Linked DNA regions of Homo sapiens: region 1 is linked to region 2. A link is a loop called in an ENCODE intact Hi-C map of the cell type or tissue named here. Cell type or tissue: ascending aorta. All regions are shown on one strand. Links, peaks and the distances in the headings refer to the core of each region. The heading gives the core; the rest is flanking DNA.

Region 1 (16,370 bases), core at 2,927-10,926, 120 kb before region 2:
GCTGGGAGGAAAGAGTTGTACCAAGGTTGTGCCCAGTACCTTTTCTAGCCAGCTGTCTCCCATTGTTCTAACATCCCAAGGCCCCTTGAAATCTCTCTCAGGATTGATCTGAGAAGACCTCAGTGTTGCACAAGACTGAATTGCAAGCAACAGAAAATGATTGTCCCACGAGGAAAGGGGACTTGTTGAAAGGACAAGAGGGTGCCCACAGAATCAGCAGGAGACTGAAGACCAAGATTAAGAACTGGGCAGGCTCTAGGGGCTAAGTGCCCCTCTCCATTATCCTACATTCTAGATCCCAAATCCTGGGTAGGACCTCACCCTGTCTGCTTCCACTGTGGGAGGTGAGGCACAGGCAGTATCCTGCCTTCCAATATACTGCATGTGAGGAGGTTGTCCCCAAATAGGTAAGAGGTATGATTGCTGGATTGTTCCCCAAAATTCAAATACCCCTAGCTAAGGCCTCTCCTCACTAAGTCTGAACAGCAAAGTGTGTAACAAGGGTCCCCAAATTGAAAGCTGAATCCAGTGATTAGAGAGGACAAGCCAGCAGGTCAGAAATGGTGCTGACCATGATAAGGAGGAAGAAGGCTTGGCTCCTGGCCACTGGGTGCATACTCGTGCTCTACTCAGCAAGGAATGAATATTTGTTGAGCACTTACTATGTAGCAAACACTGATTAGACATCCGACACACCTTATCTCTTTTGATCTTCTCACCAACCCTAAAAAGTAGGTATGATTATGTTTGCAAAGGAAGAAATAGCCTTGGAAGGGTAAGGCAACTTGCCTGAGCTCTTTCAGCTTATATGTGGGAAGGCAGGAAGTGAAACTCAACACCTCCTGGTACCAAAGCAAGACCACTCAAACCAGGAAACTGATAGCTCTTCCAACAACCTGGTTATTGGAACAGGACAGGTGGTCATGGCTCCAGCTGCAACAAATAGAGCCACTCCATCCCAATTTTGCACACACTCCATCATCAAAAACAGACTTACTCTGGTCCAGATGTAACTCAAGTACTGTACTTTTTTGGCTAGTCTCATCTTGATTTCCTTTTGTTTTGCTTTTTCCTTCTGATATCTGTTGCATAGCTGTATCTGTGTCATGCGTAGCTCCTGGATGAATCTCTTTGCAGCACCTAGCACTGTGTTATAACCTAGTAATAAATAAGTGGTGGTAGTGCTACCTGGCTGACTGGACACCAAGCAATAAAGATGCCCATGCTTATCCACTCAGAGCAGCTGATACCCCTTGAAAGACAGCTCAGAAGACAAAGATGGAAAAGGAGAATAGCAGACAGATGTTGGTTACCTACTCTCCCTTCTCTCCCCAATCCTCGTCACTGGGCAAGAGCCTCTTCCTTCCAGGCAGACAGGACCAGTGAGGTACAACAAACCCCCTCCTGTCCCAACCAGAAAAGCTTCTCACATTGTCTGTAATCCACATGAAACTCTCTCAACTCACCTCTATGTTTTCAGAGGGGCGGCAGAAGGACATCCTAAACCCCTACCAGGTACGCAGTTACAAGCAGGAGCCTGAGCCAGAAGCACTGTGAATGGAGACCTCCTTCCCTCACTTAATGGCCGTGTGATCTGAGACAGTTCACTCAGTTTACGTTTCCTCATCTGTAGAATGGGGATCACAGTAAAACTCATGGCCTACAGTTGTTTTGAGGATGAAATGAGATGACACATTTAAAGTGCTAACACCTAGAAAGTAGAATGGTGGTTGCCAGAGGTTGGGGGAGGGAGGAAGGGGGAGTCATTGTTGATGGGCACAGAGTTTCAGTTTGAGAAGATGATTAAAAAGTGCTAGAGATGGATTGTGGTGATAGCTGCGTAACAGCATGAATGTACTTAATTCCAGTGAACTGTATACTTCAAAATGGTTTAAATGGGGAAGTTTATGTTGTATATATTTTATCACAGATTTTTTAAGTGCTCATCACTGTATGACATTAAAAGAAAAATGAGGCCTCCTAGATGTTCCTCCAACATGTGAAGCTCATTCTACTCCAGTGATTTGCTGTGCCCTCTGCCTGGAATGCCCTCTGCCTGGAATCCTTACCCCCATTATTCCCAAGGCTCCTCCTTCCTTTTGCTCAGGGACCTGCACAAGAGTCACCTCCACAGAGAAGTCTTCCCAGATCAACCTATCTAAAGTAGCACCTCCCATCATTGATGTGCCCCTGGCTCTGTTGTGAAATGTGGGGTTTTTTTTGTTTGGTTGGTGTTTTGTTTTGTTTTGTTTAGAATTTTTCTTTTCTTGCTCTGCCACCCAGGCTGGAGTGCAGTGGTGCAATCACGGCTCACTGCAGCCTTGACGTCCTGGGCTCAGGCAATCCTCCTGCCTCAGCCTCTCACGTAAGTGGGACCACAGGTGCATGCAACCATACCTGTTGGAGACCAGCCTCAACACCACCCGTACGGTACCCAAAGTCCAGTGGCGACGAAGGAATGAGAAGATACAGGTTAAGAGTGCATAAAGAGTGTGGGCCAGGGGGACAACTGTAAAATGGAGGCTGTAAAAGGCTCAGAGCTCTGGTCTCTGCACTATTTATTGAGTACAGTCACTTAGAACTAAGAAGCAGATGTTGAAGGCGAAACAGTGAAAGGGAGGCAGTGCGTCATACGTGTAATCTATAGCAGTGGTGGTTTAAATGAATCTCCTTTGTGCTCAAACAGTGTATCTTTAACTTATTGGAGAGTAGTTAGTGGGAGTGGGTTTAACTAGCAGCCTGTACATCTGGCCACATTCTAATGTTTCAAAGGAGGGTCTTTTTTCTTGAACACAGTGTTTATAGATAAGAGAGCAAGTCTCGCTCAGAGCATGGGAACATAATGGCGATAAGAAGGCTTTCCTCCTCAGAGGCCTTTTGTGGCTTTTCACAACCTACTGTCCCATATTTTTACAGCCAGTTTATACAGGCACCCCATAAGCCTTTCCCCCAACATATACCCAGCTAATTTTTGTGTGTGTATGTAGAGACGGGTTCTCTCTATGTTGCCCAGGCTGGTCTCGAACTGCTGGGCTCAAGTGATCCGCCCACCTCGGCCTCCCAAAGTGCTGGGATTATAGGCATGAGCCACCATGTCCTGCCTGAATTGGATTTCTGAATGGCATGTATCACTACCTGACACTGCGCGATATATTTATGACTTCTCCCATTCCAGAATATAAGCTCCATAAGGGCAGGGACTTTATTGTCATGGTCTCTGCTGACCCCCAATATCTAGAACAGTGCCTGGAGCTTAGTGCTCAGTAAGCACTGTGCATGGAGTGAAAATAAAGCTTAGCTATCATCACTGTCATTCTACAGCAGGGATGGGAACTCTCCACCCACACCCAGCACCAACAGGCCCGCTGGGGTGTGGCAGCCACTGGGAAGCAGGAGGGTTAAGCACATGGGAAACACTCAGACAGGGTAAGGCACCAGAATTGGAAAGAGAATGAAGGTTGACCTGAATTAAAGTGCCGCAATTTTAAATTTCTGGTTTGACCGAGTCCATGTTTGTTTTAAGTGCTCAGGCCCTTTTATGGACTAGTAAATGGCTTTCCAAGGACAGCGCCACCAGCCAGGAAGGGGGTTGTGTATACACTGATCAGGCTTTCTCTAAGCTGTGGGCGTGGACAGAGACCATAGCGAAAGCCCGTCCTCCTTGGAGGAGTGAAAGTCAGCAAACACTCAGAACTGCTGTGGGTCTGGCTGGAGCGAGGGGGCAGGACCAGGAAGCAAGGAAAAAGAAAAAGCGTGGAGGAGGGTTGAGAGCTAGCAGGGCAGTTCTGAGCCACTGGAGATACAGGGCAAGTTTGCATTTGCGCTAAGTTAAGGCAGCTGGGCCAGGGGACATTGAGACCCTGAACAGGGTTTCCCTAGAGGAAAAGGCATGTGCACAGGGCATATGCATCTGGCAATTGAGGCTTAAAACACTTAAAATCTTCAAAAGACTTCCCTGAAAAAGCTTTAAAGACAGATAACACAGCTGTCCTCTCTTGCCCATTTCCGTATTTTACCATGTCCCTCTTTACAGCCAATAGAAATATCTTGCTTTAAGTATTTTGGGAGTGATGTGTAGATGTGTATAAGGGGAAGTAAATCCCATATTTTAGTTAATGCAGAGAAGATTGGTTCAAGGATGGATTTAATGCTATAAATAAAGTTATTTAAGCGTCCAGCTTTAAATCTGATACATCAGCATCTCCTACTTTTAATTTTCAGCATGATCATATTAATTATAATCACTGTCATTTTTGAGACTTTGTTCATGCCAGGTACTGTGCTAGGCACTTTGCATAGATTATATAATTATTACAATAATCTCTCAAAATAGGTATTATTCTCCCTCACTTTATATAGGAAGAAACTAGGGCTCGAAGAAGTTAAATACATTTCTACAGCTGGTAAGTGGTAAATCTAGGATTTGAACTAGAACTGTCTATCTGAAAAGCTGTGTTATAAGACAAAATCACCCACCACCTAGCCTGGTGCCTGGCCCATAACATATGTCCAAAATATTTAGTTTGGGATGACCTGAATTAACTCATTTTCATGATACCATATTCACTGAGTGCATACTCTATTTAAGGTGCTTTACAGGCAGCACTTCATTTAATTGTCTCAACAGGTCAGCGGGGAGGAATTATCTCCACTTTATACAGGGGTACACTGAGCATCTGGGAAGTTCAAGAACTTGTGTGAGATGCCACAACTAGTAACTGGCAAATACAGGATAAGAAGCTAAGTCTGTCTGACTCCAAGTGGTGGATCTTCTCCTTTACCCACCTCTTTCTGTGTTCTCTCAGTCTTGGAAAAGACATCAATGGTCACTTTGCCTCTGATGAGTTCCCCCAGGGCCTGGTATACACCTCTAATGGAATTTCATTGCCATAAAACTTTTTTCTTTTTCCTTAATGTCTGTGAAATCTGCCTTGGTATAAATATCTAATAGTAATGCCTTAAACCAAAGCATTGTGTTGGTGTAAGAAACACTTTCATGTGCATTGTTTAATTTTTCACCATAACCATGTGCCATCACCACATCACCATTTTACAGATGTGGAAGCAGGTATGTGGCCAAGGGATGACCCGACTGCAAGTTCAGCACAGGCTCCTTCCACGACACCAGGCTGCCCTAAGTACAAAGTCCAGTTCAAACCGGGGAGTGTGAGATAAGAGATGGGGAAGAGGGATAGAGGTGAGTCAGAAACAGTCTTCCTCCATTTCTTGACCACCTTAGAAACCACCTCCCTCACCTACCCCATGCCTCAGTGACCCTCTTGTGTTTGAACTCAAACCTGATTTACTAACCTCTTAAAGTGGAAGGGAAACAGCATGTCCTGGTACAGGGTAATTGATCAGAACAGTAAAAGTGCCTTAGGTTGCTGCAAAGGGGCTGTCCTGTCTTGGTCCTCTTTGTATTTCCCTATACCCTCTAACTAAGGGACACCCAACTTCTTGGCCCAGAAGTCATGCCCAGTACCTCTGATGACTGACAGGACTTTGGGAGGAATCTGCGTTTCTCTCTAGACTAAGCCAGATCCCAGTGCTTGGGTCAAGTGGAGCTGGAGACAGTGGAACCCTCTTAGAACCCCAGCAACAGTCAACTTTCGGGAGGTGGTGCTGAGAAGAGAGTCCTCACACAGTTCTGGGTCAGCCAGGATGGTATTTCCCCAGGACAACTGTGGGCTGGAAGAGGATTATGTCACTACCTGGCATTTTTCTAAATCCAAGCAGGGCTTTAGAATACCCAAAGCCATCCCAGGATTCAGGATCTGTCTCAGGACAGCAGGAACCTAGCAGAGAAGGCCAGGTCTGGGGTCTGGAGCTAACAGCCCCCAGATTGCCTTCAGTCCACTTCTAGTTACCCCCCTAAGCAGCAGCCTCTCCATCCCCTTGAAATGTCCAGGACCAATGGGACAGAATCCTGCAAGAGAGAACCATGGAGAGAATGGTGAGGGCTCTGATGCCTCCCAAGTGGAAAAAAACACACACTTCCGGATCTGCTGACAACCTAAAACCAAGAAGGTGCACTTCAAAGAGTGGTCACTGGGTGTCACCACTGCTTCTAAAGCAAGTGCCCTCATCTGTGAGCTAACGTTGAAGATTGCTGGGGAGAGAAATTCCTTCTTGGAGCCTCTGTTTACAGGCCTGACATCTTCTGTGCTTCCCTTGAGCTCCATGCCATTCTCACTCCTCTCACCCTCTGGTCCTACCATCTGGCCTGGATCACATAGGCCACCACGGAGTTGCTCTCTTGCTCTTCTCTCCTTCCCAGCTCTCTTGGCAGAACCCAAACTCCGTGTTCTCCATGCTGGCACTGGAGCACATAGTTAGGGAAAGTCACCCAAGACTGGCTTTGCTTTTGATTCATGATCACAAATCTCAAACAGGCACTTATTCCTAGTCATCCATCTGTCCGTAAGTGTCCAACTCTCACTTACTCCCTCAAACAACTTCATATCTAATCTTTAAACCTCCTATGCCCCTATTCTGCTTTACTTGTACCATTTAGAAAAGAAAAAAGAAATAGGTATCAACTCCATGTTTTCATCACCAAACATCTAAACCTTCCAAAATTTGTATCTATCTTCTCTTTCACCTCTACTCTGTATCTCATCTCCCTTTACTTTCTCAAGGTCCTTTGGCTTTCTCTACTTTCTTCTGGATTAATATCTCCCTCTCTGCTAGAGAATTCCCACCAATGAACAATTAAAATCTAGTATCACTCATCTTAAAAATCTTTATATACCAAGTGACTCTCCAGTTACCAGCCTGTGTCTCTCTTCTCTTTCAAACTAGATTTCACCTTTCATCTCAACACCATAAGAAAAAAAGCTGTCTCTACTAACTACCTCCCGTTCTCTCTTCAACTTGCTCAAATCTCGCTGATACCCACTGTGCTCCACTGAGTTGACTTCTCAAGATCACCATGACCCCCATGTCACCAAATGGACATAAATATCCTCACATTCCCACCAGGATTGTGAACACCAGTCTGACCATGTTCTCCCTCTTGGCTTCCATGACACCACCCTCTCCTGATTTTCTTAGATTTATCCTTGGTTTCCTTTGTTGGCTCCTCCACTGTCTGATTTTAAATATTAGAATTTTTCAGTCTTTTTCCTGGATAGTTTTCTCTTTTGCTTTTTACCCCATCTTCCTGGGTAATCTCATCCATTCCTGCTGATCTATACATTGCCTTTTGATGCTGATGGCTCCCAGATTTGTATTTTGGGCCCAGTCCTATCTATTTCACGTCTTCACTTGCAGGTTTCATAGGTATTTCACAATGAGCATGTCCAGAATGGAATTCTCAATTTCTTCCTCTCCCCAAAACACCTGTCCTGTGTTTAGTCTTCTCCATCTCTGTAGATTGCATGGCTGTTTCCCACAATGCCCAAGCTCCAAACCTAGGAATCAGTACTTTTTTCTACATGCTCATATTCATTCCATGAGCACGTTGTATTCTCTCTCCAAAATTCATTTCAAATTTCTCACTTCTCTCCATTTTCACACTCAACTGGATCACCATCACCTCTCTACGAAACTGACATGGAACATTTCTAAATAATCTTCTCATTTCCACACTTTGTGATCCATTATTGACAGCGGCAACAGAGGTCTAAAACCTAAGTCAGTGATGGGGCCATTCTGTATCTTAATCTGGTATACATATGTAGAACTTTGTGGTGTGCTTAAGGTTCGTACACTTTACTGTAGGTTGTATCTCAACTAAAAACAACAACAACAACAACAAAACAAAATAAAGCCAGGTACGTTGGTACATGCCTATAATCCAGGCTACTTGGGAGGTCAAGGCAGGAGGATGGCTTGAGCCCAGGAGCTTAAGACCAGCCTGGGCAACATAGAAAGACTCTGTCTGAAAACAAAACACCTAAGTAAAATGTCAATTCTCCAGTTAAAATTCTTCAGTGGTGTCCCTCTGTACCCAGGTAAAACCCAAGCCCTGCATCACATGGCCCCAGTCTTTTCCTCCAGCTTCATCTCCTATTGTATTTCTTCCTTGCTTGCTAGAGCCCAGCTGTCCCAGCTTCATTTAGTTTCTCCAATTAATCCAAGAACTGTCCTGCCTGCCTCAGGGCCTTTGCTCAGGCTTTTTCCTTAGCCTCTGGGCTAAGGAACCCTTCTCCATTCTTAAGACCTTCTCCTTCATGTCACCTACCCAGGCTTCCCCCAGGCTCCCCACCCACCCCTATCTACAGCATATCATCCCATTTATCCCTTTTGCTCCTTACCGTGATTTTTTTTTTTTTTTTTGAGACAGGGTTTCACTCCCATGGCCAAGGCCGGAGTGCAATGGTGCAATCTTGGCTTGCTGCCACCTCTGCTTCCTGGGCTCAAGCGATTCTCCTGCCTCAGACTCCCAAGTAGCTGGGATTACTGGTGCATGCCACCACACCCAGCTAATTGTTCTATTTTTAATAGAGATGAGGTTTCACCATGTTGCCCAGGCTGGTCTCCAATCCCTGAGCTCAAGCGATCCGCCCACCTCTGCCTCCCAAAGTACAGGGATTACAGACGTGAGCCACCATGCCTGCCCTTGATTTTATCATACTATTATAATTGTCTTTTTTCTGCAGTTGGGACCAGATTATACATTTGACACTTGTACACTTATTACACACATTAATATATATAAGTGCTACATCATAGATAATCAATGCCACTGCCACAATTTTTTTTTTTTTTTTGGAGACAGAATCTCACTCCATCACTAGGCTGGAATGCAGTGGCGCGATCTCGGCTCACTGCAACCTCTGCTTCCCGGGTTCAAGCAATTCTCCTACCTCAGCCTCCTGAGTAGCTGGGATTACAAGCACATGCCACCACACCAAGCTAATTTTTGTATTTTTAGTAGAGACAGGGTTTCACCATGTTGGCAGGCTGATCTCGATCTCGTGACCTCATGATCTGCCCGCCTTGGCCTCCCAAAGTGCTGGGATTACAGGCGTGAGCCACCGCGCCCAGCCCCAATGCCACAATTCTTATACTCAAAGAGCAAGCAGATACCTTTTGCTTTAGTTCCTGTAAATCATGGCAGAGGTGCTTAAATTTTAAAAATTGTCTTTCCTCATAGGAGTCTAAACAATGTCTCAACACTGTCAAGAGCCATAGCAATCTACACAAGCCAGGTAAAAGGGAAAATTACGGCCAAAGCAAAGGTTGGGGGCTAAGGTTGGAGAGGCAGGCACAGGTGGATAGGGAGAAAGCCAGAAGCTGGCAGCAGTCCTCATTACACTGCAAGTTTGGGCAATACTGTCTACTTTCAAGCTCCCCTCTCCCTGGATTAATACCCCCACATACGTGCCCCCCAACTTGCCCCCAATCCTTTGTGATCTCAGTTCATTCTAGTGTAGCAGTCTCCACCCTCAGTCTGGAGTGGGGAGAGATGATGGGTATACAGTGTCATCGATCTAGTTGTGTCCTTCAAAGAATACAATGGGTAAGCGCAAAACGGGAGTAGTATACATAAGAAATTAATAGCCATAGACAACAAGTACATACACACATGCACACATAGCATGCACAAGAGAAAATGCCTTTCCTTTATTATGTTCACGAAGTAAGCTGGAGGCCAAAAACACAGGACCCAGAGACTAGGTGTGTAGCAATGAAACTCCTCATGCAGCAGGACAGCTTCTCAGACATCTTGTCTTCCAACCCAGCCTTCCAACACATCTAGTTTTTTGACAAGTGAGTCATTTTAACAAGGCCATTCTGAACAACTTCATTTATTCAAAAGCTCTTCTGAGAAGATCTCTGCTTAACTGCGCCAAGGATCTCTCTGCCAGTGATGGCTCTTCTGTGGTTGTAGAAGGACAGCCTAAATGCCTCCAGGCTAACCCATTCCAGTTGCCAAGCATTGAGGGCACCTAGTGCATACAAGACCCAGGAACGCCCGCTGAAATCAGGGTGGATCTAGGGGAGAAATGGCACAGAGGTGAGACAGAAGTAAAGGCTTCCCACAGTGAACAGTTGTGGTCTGACCCAACACCCAGTACTCATGGTTTCTATGAATTCATGTACAAGTGGAACAACATAAGTGACCTTCAAGTTGAATGATGAATTAAAAAATAATAATAAACCACCTAAAGGGGCAACGACAGGCATTTGATGAAACAGGCTGTTATACTGTAAAAGGAAAATAAACCTTGGGACCCCAAAATACTAAACTAAAGGAAAAAGCCAAACTGAGAACTGCTTAGGACAAACCTGCCTCCCATTCTATTCAAAGTCACCCCTCTACTGAGATAAATACATATTTGATTGCCTCACTTGGAGAAGCTAATCAGAAACTCAGTAGAATACAACCACTCGTCTCTTACCTACCTATGATCTGGAAGCCCCCTCCGCGCTTTGAGTTGTCCCGCCTTCACCTCGAGTTGTCCCCTTTCCAGATGGAACCAATGTACATCTTATACATACTGATTGCTGTCTCATGTCTCCCTAAAATATGCAAAAACACACTGTGCCCCTACTACCTTGGGCATATGTCATCAGAGCCTCCTGAGACTGTGTCATGGACACATATCCTCAACCTTGACAAAATAAACTTTCTAAATTAACTGACAAAACACACACACACACACACACAACCACACACACAAAAATTAACTGAGACCTGTCTCAGATTTTTGGGGTTCACATTTTGGTAACCATAAAGGGATTCTGAGTAGAGATGCCCCTGACCTTTGACAAATCTCTTGTCGGTGCTTGGTACCAGCATGAGCTAACTTTATGGCTCAAACCAATAGGACAATTTATTGAAGTCTGCAAGCACCCCCTCCAGAGAATCCCTGATCTCCCCAAATTTAGTCAAGAACTAAAGTTTATTTTGCTGTACAACTCCTCCCTCTTTTGTTTTGTTTGTTTGTTTTGGAGTTTACTTGCTCCCAACAAGGAAGGCAAGATTTCCTGTTTACAGGACGATGGAAGGCAGGTAACTCCTTTATGGAGTTTGAGCTCACTCTCGGCAGGGAAGAGGAGTTTGAGGCTTTTTTCCTGCTTCTAGGATGGTAGAAAGCAGTCTTCAGCCTCAGACCCATCCCTAGGTAAATAACTGAATTGGAGTTTTGTCTTGGCTAAAGTTCAACAACCAGCTGGTCTTAATTTTTTCTCCATTAGAACACTCAGTGATCATATTGTTGGGTTTTTGTTGTTGTTGTTTGTTCCGGTCTTTCTTCCATCAGATTTGACCAGCTTTACATGACTTGATCAAATCCAAGTGAAAATTCCAAATTATGGGTAACAAAACCTCTCTAATTTGACTAAAATTCCTCACAACTATAAAAGAGTTAAAAAATGCATTTGGTTTCTGTGTTTACTTCCTGTCTTAAAAAAAAAAAAAAGTTCTTTCATTTACTTTTCTTCCACCCCATACCTCCTTGCCCCTTTGCCATCTACAGTACCAAAAAATCTAGAGGAGGCTTCTAATGACTTGAACCCTTTAAAAGAATTCAGAACAAAGGTTCTAGTCACCCCTTTTGGGGTGTTCTGTTTTCTTTGTTGAGTTTCAAGAGTCATAGGCAGATTTTTCTTAGGTCTAAAGGTCTGTTTTTCTGTATTACATGACCTGACCTCTTTGGCTTTGGGGGTACCAGAGGTTATCTTGTACTGTGAGAGGATTTGACCTTGATGTGTGTAATGGTGGATGAGAGCTACAAAGTAGGGGTGGCTGAACACAGTCTACAGGAAATGCCCTTGGCTGTTGTTTATTTTTTCTCTCCTAGGAAGTTGTTGTTTAAGGAGCCTAATTCTAGTTCGGAGATGCATTCTAAGAGGTCTTGTCTACTACTTTGTCTCCCAAAAGTAATCTCAATTCGGCTTGTCTGTGTACATTTACATGAGGAACTGAACTGTTGTTTTCATAGATAAATGAGAGACTGAGTTTTCTCAGCTCTGAAGAGAAAGGGCATTTGCTCCTCCCAGCTGAAAGGTGCCCCTGGGTGACCGGGGGCCTTGTGGGAGTGTCTGGGGGGTTGACCCCCATGACATACAACAACCCCACAGGGAAATCTCCAACAAAAATTAATTTAAAAAAAAGACTCATCCAGGAAACACGTATAAAAACTGATCACCTGGCATTTTGAACCCTCTCAGAAGTCTTAGACCTCTGGAGAGAGAAACTGAGACACGTAAGAGGGTGAAACAACTTAGTGGTGACACATTGTGGAGTCTGGCCACAAGCAGCACACATCAAACCACCACACAAAAAACCTGAGGCCACAGCTCAGTTCCCCCTCTTCAGAAAAAAAGTGAGACATAATCTAATGAGGAGAAAACAAGGAGAATGACCTCCTTTTGAACACTCTGTAGGTTTTATGACACCTCTACTTGCCAGAGTTTATGTAAAATGGAATATGGTCCTTGTACACACTTACATTAGAGAAAAAGAGCCCTAAGTTTGACCTGCAAACTACGTTGTTCCTAAATTCTTTTTCGCTATTTTTCTCTTCTGCCTGCTTTAAATCTGCTGTTATTTTTCTCTTCAGATAAAAACCACTGTTTAGATCCAACATATTCATTTTGCAAGCTGGTGAATTTGTATTTATCTCATGGCTAAAGTTCTGAAGTAAAAACTATAAGGTGTGTGTGTATTTAAAAGGACTTTATAATTTCTATAATTTTATGTTCAAATGACAATTAAATTCATATTAATTTCCCTCTAACACAGACTTTTTCTCTCCATAACTTACGATGTAAATTTTGCCATTAGATTTTTACCCGAGTTGTTTCCTTTAATATACAAGTTTAAGACTATTTAACTGACAAGTGCCTAAGATAATAAAACAGGTTGTTAAGAATTTGAAAGTCTAAGATAGGAAAAAAAAAGTTTTTTATGAACTGATAGGAAGTACTTCCACTGGCATGCCTAATACATCTATGTATTTATGTGTTGTATATATAATATATATATAATATTTCACTACTGAAAATATATAAAAGAACTCTAATTGGCTTAAGAAAATAAAACACTTGAATCAAATACTTTATCAGGAAAAAAGAAAAGACTAGTCAAATGCTCTTTCAAGTTTATGTAACAAGTAAAATCTTTAATAAATTAACCTTAACATTATTGGTAAAGTAATATTAGAAATGTCTTAATAATTGCCAACATACATTGTTGTTTGCATTTATTAATTAAACAATTTCATTCTATCCCTGCCAAATACTATAAAGGTGTCAAAATTTGGTATAGGGGTTACAAAACTATAAACACAGCCCAAAAACAGAATGATCTTTGCTTGTGTAATTTCTTTTTTTTTTTTTGAGATGGAGTCTCGCTCTGTCGCCCAGGCTGGAGTGCAGTGGCGCAATCCCGGCTCACTGCAAGCTCCGCCTCCCAGGTTCACACCATTCTCCTGCCTCAGCCTCCTGAGTAGCTGGGACTACAGGTGCCCACCACCACGCCTGGCTAATTTTTTGAATTTTTAGTAAAGATGGGGTTTCACCATGTTATGAAGGATGGTCTCGATCTCCTGACCTTGTGATCCGCCTGCCTCGGCTTCCCAAAGTGCTAGGATTACAGGCGTGAGCCACTGCACCCAGCCAACTTGTGTAATCTTTAATAAGATATTGATATTCATTTAATAAAAAACTATATCTTGAATTTAGTAAGATTACCATAACTCCTAATTTTGTGACTTTAGACGGTCTAGTCTACAGGCAGTAAGGTTTGTTTGGGGAAGGGTTTGTTATCATCTTTGTTTCAAAGCTAAACTATAAATTCCTCCCAAAGTTAGTTCAGCCCACACCCCAAAATAAACAAGGACAACTTGGAGGTTAAAACTGAGATCACTGTCTCAGTTATAATTTTACAATGATGGTTCCATAACTTTAAATGATGATTATCACAGTTTTCAGAAATAATCTAGGTAAATGACTTCTGTCTAATTTAAAATGTATTTAAAGGTTATGTATAAAACAAGATAAAAGGAACCCAGAAGTAAGAAAGATGTGAAGAAAGTTATAAAAGTAAAGAGGTTTTTTTTTTTTTCGGTAAGAAAGCGTAAAGAGAAATGAGAAAGAGTCTTGTACGGTAGATTTAGTCCTAAAGTAAAATAACTGATGGTTTAAGAAAGAGGGATGTTCAGGACAAGCCAGAAAGTCCAAACATGTTATGAACAGTCTGTGTAAGTCACAATAAGAAAATTCATTTTTTAAAAAAGTTTTATATGATCAAGTTGTCAATTAAAGAGAAAGTATAATGATCTTTCTAGAAATTGGGCTTGATGTTAAAAAAAACACTTCTACACTAAATAATTGGTTAGAACAATGAAATTTTCTTAAGGGATTGACTTACTCTTAATAAATTACAAGAGATTTTAACTTTTTTTAGCCCAAAGTTCAACTTTCATTGCATCTCGCCATTTTCAGTTTTCTTTCTCCTTTTAAAGGGCACAAAATAGTAATGCTCTCCTTCAACTCATTTTCAGCTCATACTTTTAAATACAAGTACTTTTAAAGTACTTGTGACATTGAGTTATAGGACTTTGACTCCTGGGACTAAAAAGGACACCAAGTCCTGCTAAATCTTAAACACTGACAACAATTAAAGCCTCATCTTCAGGCCCAATAGAAGATGTCAATTAAAATAAACTACATTCCTGAAGTCACAGGGCCAGAAATTAAAATTATTCAACTCCTCAAGGCCCAGGGACTATCACAGAAGAGGTGAATATGTGAGATTTTTAAGGGCTGATTTTGAGAGATAAAATAAGTTCAGTTTCCCTATAAATTAATAATTAATATCAAAGACACACTGATACAAGACCAATGCATAAGCCCCTATGTCAGATTAACAAGGTTTTTTTGAAACATTAACTGACTCCTTAATAAAAGTTATAAAAGGTTTATGGAAATTATATCTTATGGTCAAGATTTAAAAAAAAAAATTTTTTTTGACACAGAGTCTCACTCTATCACCCAGGCTGGAGTGCAGTGGCGTGATAATGGCTCAGTGCAACCTCTGCCTCCTGGTTCAAGCAATTCTCCTGCCTCAGCCTCCCAAGTAACTGAGATTATAGGCACATGCCACCATGCCCAGCTAATTTTTGTATTTTTAGTAGAGACAGGGTTTCACCATGTTGGCCAGGCTGGTCTCAAACTCCTGACCTCAGGTGATCCACCCGCCTCAGTCTCCCAAAGTGCTGGGATTACAGGCTTGAGTCACCACACCTGGCCGAGATTAAAATTTTATAGATTGCTTATAAAATTTTTAAAAACAAGGGCTGGGTGCAGTGGCTCACACCTGTAATCCCAGCACTTTGGGAGGCCAAAGTGGGTGGATCATGATGTCAGGAGATCGAGACCATCCTGGCTAACGTGGTAAAACTCTGTCTCTACTAAAAATACAAAAAATTAGCCAGGTGTGGTGGCAGGCGCCTGTAGTCCCAGCTACTTAGGAGGCTGAGGCAGGAGAATGGCGTGAACCCCAGAGACGCAGCTTGCAGTGAGCCAAGATCACACCACTGCACTCCATCCTGGGCGACAGAGCAAGACTCCGTTTCAAAAAAAAAAAAATTGTAGTTGCCTTCATACTGTTTATTAGGACTTATTGTTTGGAAAATTAAGTGTCCTCTCTCAAAGAATGAAAGTTTTTGCCTTTTTTTGAAATCCTTGAGTTATCACTTTGGTCAAATGAATGACTTGTTTTACAATGACCTGTGTTTTTAACCTTTGATATTTTACAAAATTTCCAAAATCAAATTATAAATTTTGTCTTTTTCTGACCTAATTAATCCTTTAAGATATTAGGTTCCCTAAAGTCAAAATTTAATCCTTTAAGATATTGGGTTTCCCAAAAGTCCTAGTTTGAATTATTTTATATACAAATTATACAGGAAACAAGTCAAATCTAAAATGATATTTGACTTTATCTGGGCTGTATTTATATAAATATGTTATTGGTATGTGTTCCAAAATTATGGGAAATTCCTATAATTCTGATATGACTTAGTATACATTATCAGTAATTATAATTGTTATGTTAAATTATTGTGTGCCACAGAAGTAACAAATTTCCTTGTCAATTGTATGTCAGCTATGACTGACCTAAAACTTTGTCATCCACAGACAATTGTTGTTTGCTTTGGTCCTCTTTAGAAGGTGGCTTTATAAACAACCATAAAGCTCTAACAGATCCTCTTGAATACAAATTTCTGATAACTTTGGAGACTGTGACATCAGAATAGAAGAAAAATGTTTAAGATTCATGGAAAACGGAAATGTTTATAAATAGTGACCTAATAGAAGACTGAAATAATCTTTTTGACTTCTGACTTAAAACTTTATTGCTGATCCTTTGTTTTGTTTTTTTCATAGTCAAGGAAACTTTTCCTTTGAGC
Region 2 (16,370 bases), core at 3,593-11,592:
TGAATTCTAGATGTGCGTTCTACAGATATACATACACATATGCACAAAGAAATAGCTACCATTGTATTTATACTTGCATTGTTCATAGTAACAAAACTAAATGTCCAATAGGGACTGATTAAATATATTATTGTATAATCACCCATGAAATGGAATACTATGAAGCCATAAAAAACTCGGCTTTTCTCTATCTACTTACATGAGACTTTTGCCAAGATAAACATTTTAATTAGAGAAAAAAAAATTGCCATTCATTCAAAAACAACAACTAAACTGTTTCTAAATGAATTCACAGGAAACCAGCAGCAGTGGTTGCCTCTGAGGAGGGAAGGTATAGGAAAGAGGAGAGAGAAACACTTTTCACTGTGTATTCATTTACATCTTTTGAGTCTTTTACTAAGAGTCTATCTTGCCTATTCTAAATTAATTAATTAACTATATAAAGAGGATTAGAAGTTGGATTTTTATTATCAACTTCTAATTTTGATATAATTTCAAATTTACAAAAAAGGTAGACGATACTACAAGAAACCCCCTTTTGTTCTTTATCAGTTGTTTACATTTTGCTCTATTTGCTTCTTAATTTCTCTTTGTATATTTTTATATATGTATGTAGTTATTTTTTGTAACCATTGGAGAATAAATTGGAGACATCAGGCCCCTATCATTAAATAATTCAGGGTGTGTTTCTTAAGAACAAGGATCTTCTCTTACATAACCACAATACAGTGATGAAAATCAGAAAGTGTAATTTTGACGCAATTCTGGTTTCTAATTCATAGCTGATGTTCAGATTTTATCAGTTGTCCCAACAATATCCTTTTTTTTTTTTTTTTTTTTTTTTGAGACGGAGTCTCGCTCTGCTGCCCAGGCTGGAATGCAGTAGTGTGATCTCGGCTCACTGCAACCTCTGCCTCCTCGGTTCAAGCGATTCTCCTGCCTCAGCCTCCCGAGTAGCTGAGATTACAGGCACGTGCCACCATGCCCAATTAATTTTTGTATTTTTGGTAGAGATGGGGTTTCACCATGTTGGCCAGGCTGGTCTCAAACTCCTGACTTCAGGTGATCCACCCACCTCAGTCTCCCAAAGTGCTGGGATTACAGGTGTGAGCCACCATGCCCAGCTCATTACTGACATGATTTTAATGCCCATGTGGTCCCAGATGGGTGCAGTGAAAGTCCATTCATCTTGCTCCTGTGTCCTTTTGACATGTGCGTTTCCTACTTTCTGGCTCAACAAGATAGTCCAAGCTCATTTTGTACTTTCCCTGTTCCAGTGATAGAATCCGCTTTTCTTCAAGGAGCCCTGAGTCCTTTTAGTTAAGAAAAATGGTATTTCCAGGCCTTTATCTGGTGTTACTGTTTCTCTAAGTGGACAGAGTTAGGAAATGTGTGTGTGTGCATACCTATTTCTTCCTCTCTCCCTCTTCTCTCTCTTTGCCCTGCATATACTATGAGTTTGTACTGATTCTTCCAATTCCAATTGAGACCCATATATTCTGTGACCTTCTTCTCCAGCAATGAAAAGTCTGTCTCAGAAGTTGAGTTGGAGTAGATACCATTTAATTGTATTTTTCTAGAATAAAAGTTGCTGTTTGTATCTAGATTGTGTGAAGTTGTCCACATAAAGAGAAGATCGTTCTGAAGATAAAACATGAACAAGATAGATATGTCCTCTATTCCTTTGCAGGTAGACAATAAACAAGTAAACAAAAAACAACTTGTGACCGGTATTACAAAGGAAACATACAGGTGTGGAATGATGGGGGATAGAGAAATTTTGATGGATAAGGAACTTGTGTGAAATTTAGGAAACAAACAGGTGTGGAATGATGGGGATAGGGGAATTTAGATGAATAAAGGCCAGTGCACACAGTAATCAGAGGTAGATGGCATGAGATGAACCAATGTCTGTGTGTCAGATTGGCTTGAGATTAAAGTTTCCCATTGAAAAGATTTAAGGCTAGGAATGCAGAGTAAGATAAGATTTATATTTTAAGATCATACTTGCTACTGTATGGGGAACGGATGGAGAGTGGTTTGAGCAGATCAGTTAAGATGATACCTGTGACAGTGAAGATACCTGAGGTTGCATATTTTTGCTAACACCGTTCACTATCAAAACTCTTGCTCTATATAGGTGAAGAAGCATATCTTATTGTTGATTTGATTTACATTTCTTTATTTGTAAGGAAGAATGAGACATTTTTATTGAATTTATTTTAGTATAACTAGTTTTATTCCTACGGTTACTGTAACAAATTACCACAAACCAGGGGGGCTTAAAATAAAGAAGTGTATTGTCTCACAGTTCAGAAAACTAGAAGTCCAAATTCAAGGTGTCAGCAGAGCAATACCCCCCAAAACCGTCAAGGGAGATACCCTTCCTGGACTCTTCCTAGCTGCTGGCAGTGGTCGTCAATCCTTGGCTTGGCTTGACTTGTGGCTGCATTCTTCTTCTAGTCTCTGCCTCTGTCATTGCACAGTGTTCTCCCTGTCTCTCCCTTCGTGGGGCATTTTTCTCTTTTATTGGTTTCAGGTCCACCCTAATGACCTCCTCCTAACTTGATTTCACCTGCAAAAACCCTATTTCCAGATAAGGTTACATCCACAGATACTAGGGGTTAGGATTTCAGTGTATCTTTTGGGAGAATACAGTTCAACTTATGACAGTAATGATGTGTGTTTTTTATTTTTCCAAGTGACTAGCCCATTTTCTAACACTGTTTATTGATGTTTATTGTTGGTATATTTATTTACTGTTTTGAAATGTCACCATTATCAGATACCTCACATCTGTGACAGACTCACAGCCAACATCATACTGAATGGGGAAAAGTTGAAAGCATTCCCCGTGAGAACTAGAACAAAACAAGAATGCCCACGTTCACCACTTCTATTCAACATAGTACTAGAAGTCCTGGCCAGAGCAATCAGACAAGAGAAAGAAAGAAAGAGCATCCAAATTGGAAAAGAGGAAGTTGAACTGTTGCTGTTCACCAGAGATCTGATCATATACCTAGAAAACCCCTAAGACCCTTTATCAAAAAAGCTCCTAGATCTGATAAACAAATTCAGTAAAGTCTCAGGATATGAAATCAGTGTACACAAATCAGCAGCACTGCTATATACTGACAATGGCCAAGTAGAGAATCAAATCAAGAACTCAGTCCCTTTCACAACAGCTAAAAAAACAAAACAAAACAAAAAACAAAAAAACTTAGGAATATACTTAACCAAGGAGGTGAAAGATTGCAAGGAAAACTACAAAGCACTTGTGAAAGAAATATTAGATGGCACAAACAAATGGAAACATATCCCATGCTTATGAATGGGAAGAATCAGTGTTGTGAAAATGACCATACTGCCCAAAGCAATCTATAGATTTAATGCAATTCCTATCAAAATACCATTATCATTTTTCACAGAACTGGAAAAAAAATCCTAAAATTCATATGAAACCAAAAAAGAGCCTGCACCCCCAAAGCAAGACTAAGCAAAAAAACCAAATCTGAAGGCATGACATTACCTGACTTCAAATTATACTGTAAGGCTATAGTTACCAAAACAGCATGGTACTGCTATAAAAATAGGCATGTAGACCAATGGAACAGAACAGATAACCCAGAAATAAAGTCGAGTACAGCCAACTGATTTTTGACAACTGGGGAAAAGACACCCTATTCAGTAAATGGTGCTGGGAAAACTGGCAAGCCACATGTAGAAGAATGAAACTGGGTCCTTATGCAAAAATCAACTCAAGATGGATCAAAGACTTAAATCTAAGACCTGAAAGCATAAAAATTATAGAAGATAACATAGAAAAACTCTTCTAGACATTGGCTTGGGCAACGAATTCATGACTAAGACCCCAAAAGCAAATGCAACAAAAAATAAATAGATGGGACCTACTTAAACTAAAAAGCTTCTGCACAGCAAAAGAAATAATCAGCAGAGTAAAAAATAAAAAAATAACAGATATTGGCGTAGCTATGGTGAAAAAGGGAACACTTTTACACTGCTAGTGAGAATGTAAACTCACCAGTACAACGACAGGATGGAGAATTACCATTTGATTCAGTAATCCCACTACTGGGTATCTACCCAAAGGAAAAGAGGTCATTAAGTGAAACAGACACACACACACACACACGTTTATAGCAGTACAATTTGCAATTGCAAAAATATGAAACCAACCTAAATGCCCATGAACCAATGAGTGGATAAAGAAAATGTGGTATAGATACACCATGGAATACTACTCGGCCATAAAAAGGAACAAAATAATGTCTTTTGTAACAACTTGAATGGAGCTGGAGGCCATTATTCTAAGTGAAGTAACTCAGGAATGGAAAGCCAAATATCATATGTTCTCATTTGTAAGTGGGAGCTAAGCTATGAGGATGCAAAGGCACAAGAATGATATAATGGACTTCGGGAACTTGAGGGGAAAGGGAGGGAGGTGGGCGAGGAATAAAAGACCACATACCAGGCCTGGCACCGTGGCTCACGCCTGTAATTCCAGCACTTTGGGAGGCTGAGGCTGGCAGATCACGAGGTCAAGATATTGAGACCATCCTGGCCAACATAGTGAAACCCTGTCTCTACTAAAAATATAAAAATTAGCCAGGCGTGGTGGTGGGCGCCTGTAGTCCCAGCTACTTGGGAGGTTGAGGCAGGAGAATCGCTTGAACCCAGGAGGTGGAGGTTGCAGTGAGCCAAGATCATGCCACTGCACTCCAGCCTGGGCGACAAAGTGAGACTCCGTCTCAAAAAAAAAAAAAAGAGTACATACCTGGTACGGTGTACACTGCTGCTTGGGTGACAAGTGTACCAAAATCTTGGAAATCACCCCTAAAGAACTTACCCATGTAAACAAAACCCACCTGTTCCACAAAAACTATTGAGGTAAAAAAAATTTAAGATTTTACATATAAATGAGATAATACAAAAAATTATTTTGCTTACTTTTCTCCACCTTTTCTTCCTGTCTCCTTCTATTTTCAGCAGTGTCCATTCTCTTTATGTCTTTTAATATGACCTTTATTACTGTGGATTTTTTTTCTCTCTTCTGGTTTTTTTCTTGAGCTCTTCTAGCTTTTTATCTCTTGAAAAAATGATTTTAAACACAATTTCTCCTTTTAAATGATGCCTTCTTTGATATCTTATTTTAGAGAGCTACATTTTTTTTTGTATTCTTTGCTTTCATACAGAATGTTCTTTCATAATTTTTCTACTTTGTGGTTTTCTTTGGGGGAGTGGGGTATTCTTGGTCTGCCTTTTGCCTGTCAGATGTTTTACCCACTACCTACTTTTTTTTTCTTTTCTTCTGACATCTTATCATGTGCCCCATTCTGGTTCACTTCAACTGACCGTCTTTTTTCTTTTTTGACGGAGTTTTGCTCTTTCACCCAGGCTGGAGTGAAGTGGCGCGATCTCAGCTCACTGCAACCTCTGCCCCCTGGGTTCAAGAGATTCTCCTGCCTCAGCCTCCCAAGTAGTTGGGATTACAGGTATGCGCCACCACTCCCAGCTAATTTTTGTATTTTTAGTAGAGCCGGCGTTTCGCCATGTTGGCCAGGCTGGTCTCAAACTCCTGACCTCAGGTGATCCACTCACCTCAGCCTCCCAAAATGCTAGGGTTCCAGGCGTGAGCCAGTGCGCCCGGCCTAATGATTGTCATCTTTGAGTAGGTATGGTTCATTCTGGGTTGAAAGATAAAATGCACTGAGTTTGGTGGTCTGCTGCTCATTCCCTGTCTCACCAACTGTCTGCCCTGAAATGGCAAGAAGATTGCCTAACTAGAAAGCAAGTTCCCTATGTATGTCTGAGACTTCTGGGAGGTGATTTAGCATTGCCTCTTTTCATTTATCAAGATCATCTGCTGCAGAGCCACTGCACTTTTTCTCTTTTGCCTCACCACTATGACAGCCTGTTTTTTTTTAAAAAAAGGAATTTCTAGTTACTTCTTCATTTAACCTCACCTTACATATACTTAGAAGTGTCAAATGGGACTTATTTTGTTCCAAAGCCACCTGCATACTGAGACCCTGACATTCTTAGCAAGACTTTTGGTTTGGCTACTCAGGAACTGCAACCTACTTCTGGAGAACTCTACTCCAGTGCCGGAGATTTGGAGAGGCATATATTCAGTCTTAGCAACCTGCCTCAACTAGGTCTAGTTTTCATAGCTTTTCACAATCTTTCTTCCTAGATTGTGGTTCAGAGTTGTGGCTAGTTTTTTGTTTCATTGTAGGCGATGTCTTTTTCTGTTTTTGTTATTCTTGTTGATTTTCTGAGGGTAGAAAGGGGGCCAAGATATCATTACTTTATCCTCCTTAAATGGAAGACCCTTGAATGGTATTTGAAGTGATACTAGACTCAACCCTAGAGAACTGGAATATTTAGAGATCAGCAGAAAAAGAGGAGTCAGCAAAGGAGACTGAGAAGGAAAACCAGAGAAGCAGAAGGAAAATGAAGAGAACGTGGCTCAAAGAAGCCAATAGAAGAGTGTGTTGAGGAAATGGGAGTCAGTGTCAAATACTGAGAAATTAAGTAAGATGAGCATAGAAAACCAACCAGTGAATTTAGCAGTTTGGGAAGTTTGGTCAAGGTTTATTGAAGTGCAGGAGTGGAACCTAAATTGGAGTTGTCTAAGGAGATAGTGAAAGGCCAAAAAAAATGGCATGGGTAGATGGACACCTCTCCTGAGAAATAGGAACGTTCATGGTAACTTAAGATTCCATTTAAATTCAAAAAGGAAGGAAGACAGGCCAAATCAGTGTGATTAAGCAACACCTATTCAGAAAGTGTACGTTCCTCCTCAAGTAAATGAATAATACTTACGAATAAGGTTTTGTTAATACCATACCTAGTAGACCATTCACAGAGAATTTTCTTCCTGATTATAATTGGTTCCATATATTTCAAGAAGTCAACCAAGGATAACACTGAATTCTGTTAGTGGGTGAATCTAACTTAGACGCTTCAGGAGTACATTTGAGATATGGTCATCTGAAATAAATTCCTTTTTCTCTTCTGCCTAACTCAAATATATTTTTGTCCCTTATGTTCAGTAGGTTTTAAGATTCTGTCCAGTTTCCCCGTGAAACAACTCCAATTTTCCTTTCCTCATTTCTCCTACCATTCCCCCCACTGAGCACCTTATTGATGTCTTTAACTAGAAAAGTCTTCACTGATTCCTTGTTTCCAGTCACATCAAATGTAAACTCCCTCAAATGTAAACTCCCTAAGCCTGGTTTTCATATCATATCAAATCTGACCCCCATGTACATTTCCAACTGTTCCCCAGCATTCCTTAACACAGCCTTCTACTCTGACTGGGCCAACCACCTTCCGGTTCTCCATACCCCACCCCTCCCCACAGTATCTTCCTTTTCTGTGGGGTTGTGCATGTAGTCTGCCTGTGACTGATCTGAAGGAGCCCCTCTCATCTTGACTTCCTACTATAGATTGTCCTATATATAAGTGACACATGCAAATTAACAAGGCTACTTTAAAAAAAAGGTTTCAGAATTCCTTTACAGTGAACTATTGTTTGCCAATGTCATTATTATACCTTTATATTTTATCCATTACTACTCACTAATTCAGAACTTTTTAGAACCTCTTTGTTTCACTTAAAAGCCAGTGAAAATATATGTCCCTTTTAATAAATATTTTTAAACTTACTAGTTTAAAAAATCAATTGCTATTAATTTATGTTAACCATTTAGGAAGTTCTAAAAAGGAAAAAAAAAAGGTAACAGAGCAAAGACCATAAAACTGACGTTGGAGGTAGAGTATTAAGAGTGACTCCATAGAGGACCTAGTGCTTAGACTTTTGGAGAAGGAGAGGGAATCTGGCAAGCACATGGGGAAGAAGGAACCAGGAAAAGGTGTGAGGCAGAATGAACTCCATGGGCAAAACCATGAAGACATGGCGCTCTTGGGAACTGTAATTAGCTCATTAATGAGAACAAGAGCAACAGAGACAGAGAGAAGTGGTAGGGGAGGTTTTGGTGGGTGGAAGTGTTGTTGGTAGATGGAAGTCAACAGAAACCCGGAGGCCAGACCCTGTATGCTCTTACTCTTAGTGTTCCTCACTGAAGGTGGTTTATTGGGATAATCTTTGTCACTACAGTACATGCTTTTATTACCTTACCTATCATACTATATTGTTGTTATTTATGTACAATGCTTTCCTGTTCTCCACTCCTTTTTTAATTCCCAGGGTTTGACCCGGTATCTGGCACAAAGTAGATACTGAATAATTATAAAAGTTTGTCATGAAAGGTTTGCACACAGAAGTCATAGGAACACCTTCCTTGGTCTCTTGTAAGAGATGATAACATCCTATTTGTCATCTAGGATAATTAGTAGTTCTTCCTGGAGGCAAACAGAGTAAGCGACTATATTACTTTAGTGCTTACTTACTACCCTATGGCTTTCCAATGCAAACTGAAATTTGAGTTGCTGTTAAGGTGTATATTGGCACCACCTAGTGGTGATTTTTAAGACCCAACCAAATTGAAAGTTTTGTATTTGATAACCAAACTTAGAATTTCAAGTAAAATGAGCTTCTAACGTTTTGTGAATTGCTGAAGCATTGTATTTAATATCATATTCTGTTAATATTTGCCACTATCTTTGAGTTAATAGTTATGCATTCAATTATTTTCTTAAGACATGAGATCTTGCTGTGTTGTCCAGGCTGGACCCAAACTCCTGGGCTCAAGTGATCCTTCTGCCTCAGCATCTCAAATAGCTGGGTCTGCAAGCATGTGCCACTGTGCCAAGCCATTTAATTATTTTATACATGGTGCCTATAGGTTAATAGAAAATATTTTATTTGTAATAAAATATTATTTTAGAGCATAATGGTCTATTAGTGGCTCTAAAAATTATCCAGTGAAAAAGAAGGTACATCATTGGACCAACATGGAATCTTAAAATAGTCTAATCTCATACATAATTTGCTGTGACTCTTAGTTGCAGAGTTCCCGGCTCATGAGACATTCTTCTGCTGCTTTTCTTCATTTTTTTTTTTTGTTTGGACAGTGCTTATTCAAAACTAAACAATCGTGCCCTTTTGATTCTTTTCCTTGGAGATACTTGAGCATGTACTGCAAATTTGCAGGTTAAGCCAGAAAAACTTGCGTAGTGAATCTTAGCTTATTTTCGCGAGTCTTTGAACAGTTGTTATATAGATATTTTGCTTGTGACTTGTAGTTGACTGACAGCTGAGTCAGGGAATTGGATTTTTTTTTTTTTAAGATGGAGTCTCACTCTGCTGCCCAGGCTGCAGTGCAGTGGTGCGATCTTGCCTCACTGCAACCTCCGCCTCCCAGGTTCAACCGATCCTCCCGCCTCAGCCTCCCAAGTAGCTAGGATTATAAGTGTGCACCACCACGCCGAGCTAATTTTGTATTTTTGGTAGAGATGGAGTTTCACTATGTTGCCCAGGCTGGTCTCAAACTCCTGGTCTCAAGTAATCCACCTGCCTTGGCCTCCCAGAGTGCTGGGATTATAGGCAAGAGCCACTGCGTCTGGCCAGAGAATTGGATTATGATAATTGAATTCATTCATTCCTCATGTGTAAGGATTGTTGTGATTTCAGTAGCAATGTTTATAAAACAAAAATGTTATTTAAAAATCTCCCTTATGCATAACATAATCAGAAGCATACTATTAATGATCTTTTTTAAAAAGTACTTATTCAATGTCCGAGGGTAGAGGGGTATAATTATGACCATTTTACAGATGAATAAGCTGAAACACATGGAGGTTAAGTAGCTTTCACAAGGTATCACTGCTATTGAGTTTGCAATGTGAGCATTCAAACCCAGATGTAAAGGACTCGAAATCAGTGCTTTTAGCTGCCATGTAAACTTCCTAACAACTGAGAGGATACATAGAAAACCCATAGTAGAAAAATGCACTGAAAACCTTGAAGTAGTTAATAACTGTTAAAATACTCTAAATACTTGATAAAAATCTTGGTTTGAATTTATTGTTGAAATTATCAACATCTGTTTGTTTCCATTCCTAATTATAGCCAACAGCCTTCATTCCAGCTTAAAGGAAATTTAAGGTTCTTGCTTTTTGGTCCCAAATGCTTAGTTATTTCTCCTGCTCCACCAGCCATGAAGCAAGCGTGCTTAGAGACATGCTGTCTGTGAACCAGCATTTTGCCTGTCAGGGCACACCCTTTGTTCAGTTCTTGGACGTGAGAGAGATGTCTACCAGTATCTCTCAGCTGGTAGAGCATGTTGGTGGTAACCACTTGTTATGTGGAAACATCTAAGCTCTGGGCCACATATGTTTCTATGTGTGGATTACTGTGTAAAAACAGTGGACATATATGGGTTTTCTGAATTTTATATTTAAAAATTTTCTTAAATAGACACATAAAGTTGCACAATTGCAGTCATAGCATACCTACTCAAGCTTTGTATTTTTTTTTTTTTTTTTGTCCTGTGGCCTCTTCTCACCTGCCCATGTGGCCTTCCTCTTTATTTCTCTCCTTCCACATAACCCTACTGTGTGTATAAAATGATGCATAAAATATAACATGTATTTGTCTATATTTTTTCACACTTATGTACTCATTTATAAAATATATCTGTGTACAGATACAAATACGTATGATTAGATTTTTAACCCTATTTTATGGGGAAAAGGTAGAATCATATTATATATACTTTAAAAATACACATGCCTTTCAACCAGCTGTCCCATTCCTGAGAATCTATACCACAGAAGTAAAAGCACCAATCTGTAAGATTATGTATCAAGAGTGTTTTCTGCAGTATTGTTCATAGAAAGCAGGAAGGAACAGGAATCGTTGAATATATAATGATATATCGACACCATGGAACTTTAGGCAGTCATAAAAAAATAAGTTTGATTTAGAGCAGAAGTGTCTCCTCCACCATTCTCTCTGTTATGGATTTTACTGTTTATATTAATTTACTAACATTTTAGTGAGGTTCAAGAGGGAGAAAAAAATAAATGTATATGACAGTCCTCTTTAAAATTGAAAATCTGACTAAGTGGATTTCAAGATCTACTTTAACTTCTATTTCTTTTCCTCCTAGAGCTCTGAGATTGTCTTCAACTCTTTTTAGCTTTTTCATCTTCTTACCCTTCTGTATTTTGGAAACAGGAAATCCCAGCCTCCAACAAGTTAAATTCTTCCTTCTTGCCTGGCTTTTAACCCCTACTGGTCTTTTCTACCAATGGCATCTGAAGGGGCACAGCCTCAAACATTCTCTACAAGTTAACTCAGAGCCAATGAAACGTCAGTTCAGAAATCATTCCTAGGATATTTGGACTTCCTTGGAAATAAGAGACTCACAGGACAGATACATCATTTCTCTGTAACCACAGCTACGTCTTCCTTTTCTTTTGCTTCTGTACAGATTTGAAAAAGGGCGCATCTATACGTTCATTGGAGAAGTCGTCGTTTCTGTGAACCCTTACAAGTTGTTGAACATCTATGGAAGAGACACAATTGAGCAGTATAAAGGCCGTGAGCTGTATGAGAGACCGCCTCACCTTTTTGCTATTGCGGATGCTGCTTACAAGGCTATGAAGAGGCGATCAAAAGACACTTGTATTGTGATATCAGGTAATTGGAGGGGATCCCCTGTATTTCCAAAGTCACAATGTGTTTAATTTGTTTGATACTCAAGAATCCAAACAATTGATTAAATATTTTTTTAAAGGTAGAAGCCTGAGCAATTCTATAGGAGAGAGAAAAGTGATGAACGTTAAATACCAAATTATTTATATCATTTCTGATCATCCTCTAATCTTGGTTCATTTATGAATACATATTACACTTGGATGACTTCTGGCCAATTTGTTAGATTGAGCTGACATGGAAAATGTTTCCATCTCAAACACATAAAAGTCTGGATAAAATGTAACAAAATTATTTTAAATAGCAAAATGAAACCAACGAAAATGAAATATTGAGGTGTGAAAAGGAAGAATCAACTCAAAATCAGACTGGTGCTTGGGAACTAGTGTTGAGGGACCTACTGAGGCGTGGGGGCCAAAAATAAGCTTTCAGAGCTGAGGGGCTGAGTTATTGAAGCCCAACAAGGGGGGAGATAGGCACGAGATAGGGTACACACCTCACATGTTTGAGGACTGGAGCCAAACTGCCTACGTTAAGGGGAGCCCTTCAAGGACCCTTATGTAGTGAAATGGGGACAGGAAAAATATCTGTTCACTGACCCAGGATGGCCTCTCCCAAATTGTGGGAATTTCTTCAGGTGCTAATAATACCTCACATTTGCACTGGTGGTTTTATGCTTTTAGAAACACTTTTATAATCATTATTCCATTTTGGTGAGCAAAACAACTCTCTGGTATGTAGAACAGTTATTTTTCTACTTTATAGATAAGAATATTAAAGGTCAGAGGAGTTAAGTAACTTAGTGTTGGAGTTAGAAAATTATATCCTAGGACTATGTTTTATTTAAAACAAATCACAAAAACAGTATTACTGGGTTTTAAAGGGGAGAATAAAAACAATTATATGAGTGTGTGGAGTAAAAGCAAAACGTTTCTTCGCCTTGAGTGCCTTATTCTTCCCAAAATTCCAGCAGTAACAGCTGTTAACAGTTTAGTGTTTATCCTTTTATACATTTTCTCTGGATGTGCAAACAAATACAGTCATAATTGCATGTGTAATTATATTATAAATATATAATTATATATAGAATTATGTCTGTTATATAACTAATTTTTCCATTTAATAATATATAGTAAATATCTTTTCATTGGTGTTTCTATAGAGCTAGTGCATTCTTTTTAATAATTGTATAGTATTCCATTTAAATAATTGAATCATAATTTATCCAGTTATCTACTGATGGATATATAATTTCCAGATTTTAGCCATGACTTACAGTACAGTCTATAGAAATGTTTTAAAAGCTTTGAACATTATTATTATTTGGTTATGTTAGTATTTTTTAGTATTTCCTTAGGAGAAATTTCTACCAGTGGAATTTTTGAGTCAGAAGGCATAAGCATTTAACATTTCGAAGATACTTCAAAATTGGTTCCTTTTTCCCCATCCCCCAGCATTATCCCAATTGTCATGCTTTTTCTATGATACCTTGTGTCTGGAGCTTGCTGTTTTGTTTTTTCACTAAAATTACTCTAACCTTAATTTTTTAGACGAATTATTTTGTCCCCTTTAAGATTAAAAGAAATTCTCTTATAGAAAATAAGATTATATGAATTTAGTTGTAACCACTGTTTGACTCACTACCTTATTTCATTTCTGCTAGACTTATGAGTCCCTACCAAGTACTAAAACTTTAGTCTTAGTTTACCACATCAGTACCTTTTTCCTAAGTAAATCTTTATTTGTAGTCTACTCATTATTTTAGTTTTATAATAGTTTTATTTTCTTCATCATATTCAGGTCTGTTAGAACCACTAACCATATCAAGGCAGGACGAAATAACTCAAAAAAGCAAAAAAATGAAACAGTGCAACATGTGGGATTTTAAATGCATCACCAGTATCAGATTTTTAAATTATTCTATTAAAAATTAGCTTACTCTTGGTTTAAATTATTATGTTAAGCCCTGAACAATTTTTCCCCCCAGGGGAAAGTGGAGCTGGTAAAACGGAAGCCAGTAAGTACATTATGCAGTATATTGCGGCCATCACCAACCCCAGTCAGAGAGCAGAGGTTGAAAGGTAAGAGCACTCTAATAATGGGGAGGAATTCTTAGCACTCTGTTTTCTCTATGGACTTGGCTAGACCTAAACTCTAGGGGTTGAGCATTTTGGGGGTCTAAACCTATGGGCTGAGCATTTTTTGATGATTAAGCTACTTTGATTCTCTTAAGTGCATATTGTCTCTGTACTTTTATTTATTTCACTGTATCCATTTCTAGATTTGTTTTTAATAGAAAAATAATACTATGGTAAGCTTTACCTAATTATGAGACCAAAAGAATCATTACTCTGAAACAGTTGAAAGTGTTCCCATCCTGGTTTATTACTGTTGACTTAAATGTGGTCAGCAGAGCTGTTATAATTTACACTGGTAGGTTTTATTGTTCAAACTCTCACAGGTTCCTTGCTCTTTGCACCACATCAGGGTTTTTAAAAAACTGTGTTCTGAGAGAAGTGGGACTCTGGAAGGCAGACCCATGCCTTCCCATCATCATCATTACAACATTCAGAATCCACTGACAGTGGAATTTCTGAACAAGATTCATTTTCTTTTTTTCTTTTTTTGAGATGGAGTCTCGCTCTGTGGCCCAGGCTGGAGTGCAGTGGCGCGATCTCAGCTCACTGCAAGCTCCGCCTCCCGGGTTCATGCCATTCTCCTGCCTCAGCTTCCCGAGTAGCTGGGACTACAGGCACCGGCCACTGCGCCCGGCTAATTTTTTTGTGTTTTTAGTAGAGACGGGGTTTCACTGTGGTCTCGATCTCCTGACCTCGTGACCCGTCCGCCTCGGTCTCCCAAAGTGCTAGGATTACAGGCATGTGCCACCGCGCCCGGCCGAACAGGATTCATTTTCTAAAAGGATTTCATGCCATACTGTGCTATTGCTCATGGGAAGATGAGTAATAAAGCTGATCTCTACTGTCTGGGGCCCAGCATTTAGGGGAGCAGCTGGCACATAGTATTTGCTTAACAAATACTTAAGGGATGAATGGATGATAGCTATAAAGCAACAAGACTCACTTTCTTATGTGGTGCAGCCTTTTTGAAGAGAGAAACTGTTTTCCTAATTGGTTACTTCAAAGCTCAGTACTAATTTAGTAAAGAGTCCCACCTCATCTACACATAACAATCTTCAGTTTTATAAATAGGAAGAAAGGATATTGGGTTGATGTAAAAGAAGAGAACTTACACTTCACTACCCTGCGTAGCCTTTCTTCTTTTCATCATATTGGGCTGCATTGCTGGGCCAGGAGAGGCATTTTTCTTAATTGTAACATATCCCTCCTTCTTACTCTGACTTTACAATCTAGTTTGACAAGGACAGGGATATGTGTAAATTTTCTTAATTTCCTTAGGAGCTCAGGAGAGCAACTAGATGAGAAATAAATTAATTTCACACCTACAATAGTAGAGTAAGGCATATATAAATTTACTAGTCTTTCACAAACATATCTTATCACAAGCAGTTTCCCCCCACACACATATTTTTAAAATATGCTTTCATTTATGAGGCGATAAGGTTGAACTCTCCAGTATTAGCGGGAGTAACAGTAGATCTTCTACATCAAGTTATTTCAGAGGCCAAAGTTATTTCTGCAGGTATGCCTGTATAAGAAGAATTTTATCAGTGGAATGAAAACAAGGATATAGCATGAAGTTTAAAATGTATCCATTGGGAGGGACTGCTGTATAGAAAGTTAGCATTCGTCGAATAAAGAATGCATTAAATGGCTGGTACAAAGGAGAAATTCCATACAGCTTCAAAGAAAATAATGAGCAATTTCTGAACTAGTGAAGATTAAATTTATGATGTATAACTAAGTACAATAAAATGTCACAATTCCAGGTTTTATAAGCAAGTGCCTTAAAAATTGTATCATTTTCTGTATCACCTATTCTTTCCCTTTTCAGAACACATCTTTTTAAAAATTTTCTTTATGTAGATAAAATATGTACATTTATAAAATGAAAAACAAAAATTACAGAATTAAGTTGAAGATGTAAAAGTTCCCTGAAATCCTACCTTGCCCATTCCATCAGTCTCCTGTCTAGATAACCATAGTAAGGTGTGCTGATCCCTCCAGATTTTTAAGCATTTGCTGATACATGTGTATGCACACACACACACACGTGAACATACACATACACACACAAGGATCCTGCAATGCATGTTATTTGACAACTTGATTTTATATTCATTAATATATGCTGGACATTTCCATGTGAGTACATATTGATGTACCTCATTCTTTTTAGCACCTGTATAGTATTTCATTATATTGGGAAACAAAAATTTATTTTTATCCCTATTGGTGGACATTAATTTGTTTGTTTTTTTTTTGATATTGCAAACAGTGCTGGAGTTAGCATCTTTGTATAAATATTTGTATGTGGTTTAGCAAAATCCAGTTTTTAAAAAATTCTAGTCTCTATAAGTTTTTATAATGACTTTCATTTATCTGTGTTAAAGAGTGAAGAATATGTTGCTTAAGTCCAACTGTGTTTTGGAAGCTTTTGGAAATGCCAAAACCAACCGTAATGACAACTCAAGCAGGTTTGGAAAATACATGGATATCAACTTTGACTTCAAGGGTGACCCTATTGGTGGGCATATCAATAACTACTTACTAGAAAAGGTAAAATATGCTTAATTTCTGAGGGT

The links. Peaks named below come from ENCODE experiments on the same cell type or tissue, not always from the same donor. Only the 100,000 strongest peaks of a DNase experiment are listed, where the experiment ranks them.
Region 1: a loop joins it to region 2, with 8 times the contacts of the local background. A loop is called at or near these places in 71 of 110 quality-filtered maps.

What each region holds. Positions count from the first base shown.
Region 1 is chr17:32,899,763-32,916,132 of GRCh38, reverse strand. H2BN1 (H2B.N variant histone 1) reads right to left here. Exons shown (of 2, transcript NM_001401340.1): 2 at 9,547-9,942. The coding sequence ends at 9,760. MYO1D-DT (MYO1D divergent transcript) reads right to left here. Exons shown (of 4, transcript NR_184086.1): 4 at 9,547-9,942. Among named protein-coding and RNA genes, the nearest start is that of H2BN1, 13 kb to the right of the region's middle. RefSeq lists cis regulatory regions at 3,217-3,928, 6,030-6,112, 6,000-6,113, 2,445-6,624. In ascending aorta, for the core only: a CTCF peak has its summit at 6,046 (motif pointing right); DNase peaks (open chromatin) are centred at 3,632 and 6,042; H3K4me3 peaks cover 1,004 bases; H3K27ac peaks cover 1,764 bases.
Region 2 is chr17:32,775,838-32,792,207 of GRCh38, reverse strand. MYO1D (myosin ID) reads left to right here. Exons shown (of 22, transcript NM_015194.3): 2 at 11,424-11,632; 3 at 13,635-13,728; 4 at 16,179-16,344. Among named protein-coding and RNA genes, the nearest start is that of MYO1D-DT, 93 kb to the left of the region's middle. In ascending aorta, for the core only: a CTCF peak has its summit at 8,500 (motif pointing left); no DNase peak of the experiment used is centred there; H3K27ac peaks cover 798 bases.